2 separate regions of the Homo sapiens genome follow, and region 1 is linked to region 2. The links are chromatin contacts, found by Hi-C in ENCODE. All regions are on one chromosome and are shown on one strand. The core of a region is the stretch at or near the end of the contact, and the rest is flanking DNA. Distances in the headings are between cores, read along the strand shown. Region 1 holds the start of ADAMTSL3 (ADAMTS like 3). Region 2 overlaps ADAMTSL3 (ADAMTS like 3).

Region 1 (2,700 bases), core at 92-2,591, 93 kb after region 2:
TGCCCAAGCCTATCTGTCAGCAGCAGGGTGTCGCTATTGGCATTTGACTCAGGAAGCCAGCACAGAGCCAAGGTTTAGGCTAGCTTCTGCTGCTCGCGGCAAAAATGAGTCTAAGACAACAAAGCCGCCCAGAGAGGGAAAGGACCTGCCTAAGGTCACACAGCAAGATAGTGACATTTTAGGGCTGAAACGCAGATCTTCTGATAGTTCAAGGCTTTCCTCGCTAGATGACACCGTGCGCCCTCGAGGTCCGGGACCCACACCCAGAGAGACGCCTGAGAGCTAAGTTCAGGGAGGTTTGGAGGACACAGCCCCTGAGCCAGCCTAACACAATCTCCTAAAAGTAGGTGAGGGCCAGCCAGCAGAGGTCAGCTGAAACCAGGAGGGAAGCGGGGACTTTTTCCCTTACTTTTCCTGTCAATTTACAGGGAAATCAGTATGAGTCGAGACTGGAAAAGCCGAGGTCACACTCGACTCCCGCTTCGCCTCGCGGGCGCCTTGGCGGAGCTGGTGTCCGGGGGCGGGTCGGTGGCTTCTCTCCATCTGGAGAAGGCATTAAGGGCCTGGTCTAATGTGATCCGCAAATGTGCTGCTGTTTCCGACCTGAGGCGGCGACTCCTGGCTGAAGGGAGGCGGCCAGTGCGGGGCCCTGGGACTCTGCGCCACCCTCGCCTGCTCGCACCAGCCTTCCGAGTGCACACTCCTCCGACTACCCGCTGCCTCGAAGTCGCTCCTCCAGTGCCTCCGCCGCGTCCCGGTCACCCCCACGCCCACTTTCCACGATCGCGCGTCGCCTCAACCCCCGGCGTTCTGGGCGCTCGCTACCCAGTGGTCAACCGGCCGGACCTTCGGACCCGCGAGGTTTCTGCTTAGTAACTCCCAATCCTGAAAAACTCCAACCCTGTGGAGTTCCCCCATAATCAAGAACGCCCCTCAGCCCGCGAACTGCCGCCGAAAGACTCTCCCTGAACCTTCCGGGACGGCACGAAGCGCGCCCGACCCGAGGTGCCCAGCAGTGAGGAGCACCCCAGTCCTGAGGCCCCCTGGGGCCCGCGTGGCACGCCCCGACTCTGCTTGGAGACCCCCAACTTGCTTAGAGAGGCCACTGCTCCAAGTCTTACTCCCTCTGGGGAGCGCCTTCCCCCGACCCCTGAGGGGCCGCCCTGCGCCGAGCTCGGTGCACCCACCTTGCGCCGCAGAAGTATCTGGGACGTGCAGCCCCGGGGCCGCGCGGGCTCGGCGCGCGCTGGGGAGAAGTTGGCAGAAGCCGCCCGTCAACACCTCGTGCGGAATCCGGCACCAGGACCTTCCCCGACGCCGGCCTCCAGCCCGCGGCGCCGCAGTCGCCGCCGCCGCCGCGAAGTTAAATGGGGCTGGGACGGGGGCTGCCCCGCCTCTCCCGCCCCCTCCGGGCGCGCAGAGCGCTGCGCTGGCCCCGGCCCAGAGGCGGAGGGCGCGCGCCGCCACCTGCACCGCCCGGCAAGTGCACGGCGCGCCCAGGCGCCCGTCAGCCTGCGCGCCGGCACCGCGCCCTCGGCTTGAGCTGGAGGCGCCGGGGGCGCGAAGAGACGCCGTGTGGGGCCAGGCCCGGGCCGCTCGGAGCGCGCGGGGCCGCGGCGACGGCGGGACTCGGCTGGAACGCTCCTCCGCCCGCTTCCTGGAAGCCACTCCTCGCCCTGGGCCGGCCGCCAGGCGTTGTGCCAAGAGCCGGGATTGCCGACGCCGCCACCGCCGCCGCCGGCAGGCGCACTGGGGAAAGGCGGCCGCTGCGCCGCAAGCCAGCCTGGCCGCCCCGCCTCAGCCGGAGCCGGAGCAGGGATGCCGTCGCTCCCCCCGAGCCCACCCCCGGCCCCACCTCCCATAGCCTCCACCCACCCCGCCCAGACCCGGGCGCCAGCTCTGCAAAGTCAGGCCCAGCAGCCACACAGAGGTTTGCCCGGAACCGCTGGCTCGTGCCTAAGAGCCATAGGCACTCCTGGCCAGGCAGGACCATAGTGGAGACCAATGGCCCTCTCCTGGCCTGCGCCTCCTCCGCGCAGCATAGACGCCACACAAGGGACTGTGGAGCGCTCACTGCCCAGAGGCCTGGGACCTTTGGCAGCCAGGGACCACGAGGATCTTGCAGGAGCGCCTCTTAACTGGGTACCTGGCGCCTCCTTGTCTGAGCCGGGCTTGGGGAACTGAGAGCTCCACAGGTGCCAGAATCATGCCGTGTCCAGGCCTGGGATTTGGGGTTGGGGGGAAGAGTGTCGCGGACAAGAGACTGGGGTGAGTTGCCTGTGTACTTCTGGAGGTGAGGAGAAGTAAAAGGAAATGTTTGTCCCTGTCCTTGTCCTAGTCCCAGCAGGATAAGCCAAGGGCCAGGAGATTGATCTTAAAGGCTGCATTATGCCCCCACCTAAGTCCTACCACAGTCGCCATTTCCTTGGGTGTCTGTCGAGTACCAAGCTCTTTGTGTCTATCTGATCTTCACAGCAGCAGTAGTTCGAGCATTATCCCATTTCACCTAGGATAAATCTGAGGCTGGGAGGATAACTTGCCCACCATGAGTGGAGAAGCCAGGACTGGAACCCCTATCTGCCTCTCTCTAGAGCCTGGACTGTTCACCCCTAAAGTTGTTCTCCTGCCTTCTCTGTGGTTGCTGCGTTCCGGTTACTGCTAGAGCTTTGCCAAGAGCAATTGGCCCTGCCTGCTTTCCTC
Region 2 (2,700 bases), core at 93-2,592:
CTGGGACTACAAGTGCATACCACCATGCCTGGCTACTTTTTGTGTATTTTTTTGTAAAGACAGGGTTTCGCCATGTTGCCCAGGCTAGTCTCAAACTCCTGAGCTCAAGGAATCCTCCCACCTTGGCCTCCCAGAGTATAGGGATTACAGGCATGAGCCACCATGCCCAGCCTGCCTACTCTGTATCCCTAAGAACTAGCATCATGACATTGCTACACAGTGAGTGATCAATGAAGGATGACAATCTTGATAATGAAGATGTAACCAATCTTGAACTGACGATCCACTTCAACTAATATGTCATTCTTCTTTCCCTGCTAGACTATAGTTCCCTAAGGGCAGAGTGCTGCTATCCCCACAGGCTCCTTGTAAGAGGCACTGAAGAAAGGAGCAGTGTACTTTTGATGTGCTACTCCCTTTAGAATGAACGAGAATAAGTTTGATTTGTATTCTCAAACATGGGATTGGAGGTGAAGACAGAAAGGAGAAGAAATGTTTTCTTTAAGGGGAATGACATATGAGGAATGTTGTACAAGGTCTCTCTTCCATGCCAACAAGACTCCAGGAGACGCCAAGCAGACACTTGCTGAGAGCTGCCATTCTGGTGCCAGGGAGTCTGGACCTGCCAGATCTCATGGCTGCTCCACCCTGAGCTGCCCTCGTCCATCTAGGATGACCCATGTTCTGAAATAAGATCCGCTTCTCCATCCTTAAACAGCCAAGCAAAACTGTTCCTTTTGTTTCTTTCTCACAGAGAGCAATGGATGTTTGGGAGACATCGGTTTGTCTTAATTAAAACAAAACTGCACCACAGCCATTCTTACGAAGTAGACAAAAAGTAAACAAGGACCTATGATGAACAGTTAGGGCCAAATTTTGAATTTCATGACATGTGAACATGGTCTGAAAAGGAAAGATAAATCCTCTCGTCCTCCAGGGGAACACTTAAAAGCTGACCTTGGAGAATGTCCTTCAGCCAGGGCACAGGGTCACTTCCACTACTGCTCTGAAATGGTGAGAGGAACAGCGTCCAAGCCTTCTCTCACACTTGTGGACAGATCTGGATGGGTACCTGAGAGGAAGTCTAACAAATAGGAAATGGAAAAACTTACTGAAACCATTTCTCCTGCCAGAGCAGAAACTGACCAAAGTGGGGACACTACTACTGCCTTGCAGTGCCAAATAATGAAATGTTGTTTCAACACTCTTCCCAAGTGAGGAAAGAGAAAGTGAAAGACGAGCAGCAGAGGAAAGCAAAACAGGAACAGGATGCAAGTGTGGGATTAGGGAGGCAGCAAACCTCAGAAATGGCCAGAACTGGCTCTCAGCTAACTAGGATTTCAGACACTTGCAGCAAGAGGGCAGCCCAACACTTCCTTATCTAACCTAACTTCCAAGTGACACCTAACACCATATCATCTGGGCAGCCTTCTCTTAAACCCCATCTAACCCATCACTTCTATTAGTCTTGGCATTTTTCTCGATGTCCACACAGAGGTAAAGTATATGAAAGTTCTAAGTTCTAATCCTTTTATTCGCACTCCCCATAGAAAATCCATAGCAAAGCTTTGCCTTATATTATTGCCATATATTACATTATTGCCTTACATTAGTACAAACTGAAAAGTATTTATTCCATCAGTTTAATAAGTAAGAAAATTTCATTTTTTTTAAGAGGCAAGGTCACACTTTGTCACTCAGGCTGGAGTGCAGTGGTACAATCATGGCTCACTGCAGCCTCAACTCCTGGGCTCAAGCAATCCTCTCACTTCAGCCTCCTAAAGCACTGGGATTACAGGTGTGAGCCACAATGCCTGGCTGACTTCACTTTTTAAAAAATCAGAAACTACTTCCAACCCGAAGTATACTGTTTTCACAAGAGACTAGCTTCATCATGTAACTATCATTGTAAATATCATTCACATTACCCAAAAGGTTCCCAGTTAACTGCAAACAGGAACATGAGCAATAGACCGCAGTTGATGTATTAACTCTGTCATTCAAGAGCTGGTGATTTTGATCCAGTTATGTATTTAAATACGAACATTTTCATGGGTAAAGCAAACAGAGGATTTGTGACAGACACTGATAGTTAACACCCAATATCCACACCCTCCTTTCTTTTTTGCTAACAGAACCCCAGGTGGTGAATCATAAGTCAACAAGACTATAGTGTTCACACTTTCCCAGCCTCCCTTGCACTCTGAGTGGCCATGTGAACCAGTTACGTGTCATTGACCAGAACTGGTTCACATGGCCACTCAGACTGCAAGGGAGGATGGGAAAACTGGTCATTTTCTGTCGGTGCTTCTGGGCAAACATCACATTCTTGATTAATAAGACAAAGGGACATAGGCAATTCTATACCTCTTCTCTCCTTTCTTCCTTGGAATTCAATGTGGTGCTTGAAGCTGCAGTGCCATTTTGCAACCATAAGAGGAACGGCCAACCCACTGAGTACAAAGAACAGAGGGAAAGGAGCCTGGATTTTGAGAGCATCACTGAGCCACTGTCCCAGGCCTATTTGTTAGAACAGCCTTTGGCATGGCATTATGTTCCCTGCAGCTGACAACACTAATAACTGATAGAGGGTTGTTGTGGAATTAAAGAAGAGATTATGTGAAAGTCATTTGATAATGTACCTGACACAGCTTTGTCTGGTTCCAAAGACAGCCTCTTTCCATGACAACAGGCACTTAT

What was found. A loop is a pair of places that touch in the nucleus more often than their neighbours do. Pooled maps may share reads with other maps.
Region 1: a loop to region 2 is called in a map of PC-3, with 14 times the contacts of the local background. The contact joins the promoter of ADAMTSL3 here to the enhancer-like site in region 2. A Hi-C loop is called at or near these places in 23 of 168 maps with a recorded cell type or tissue (Calu3, MCF 10A, PC-3 and 16 more) and 18 of 50 pooled maps.

The regions. Positions count from the first base shown.
Region 1 is chr15:83,652,764-83,655,463 of GRCh38, reverse strand. ADAMTSL3 (ADAMTS like 3) reads right to left here and starts at 1,341. Exons shown (of 30, transcript NM_207517.3): 1 at 1,188-1,341.
Region 2 is chr15:83,745,838-83,748,537 of GRCh38, reverse strand. The region is part of intron 3 of ADAMTSL3 (ADAMTS like 3); the gene reads right to left. Among named protein-coding and RNA genes, the nearest start is that of ADAMTSL3, 93 kb to the right of the region's middle. Within about 2 kb of position 1,342, at least 8 of the 41 ENCODE cell types and tissues checked have a DNase peak (open chromatin) inside an H3K27ac peak, as active enhancers do; they include PC-3, ascending aorta, heart right ventricle and 1 more, where a contact is called at or near this core.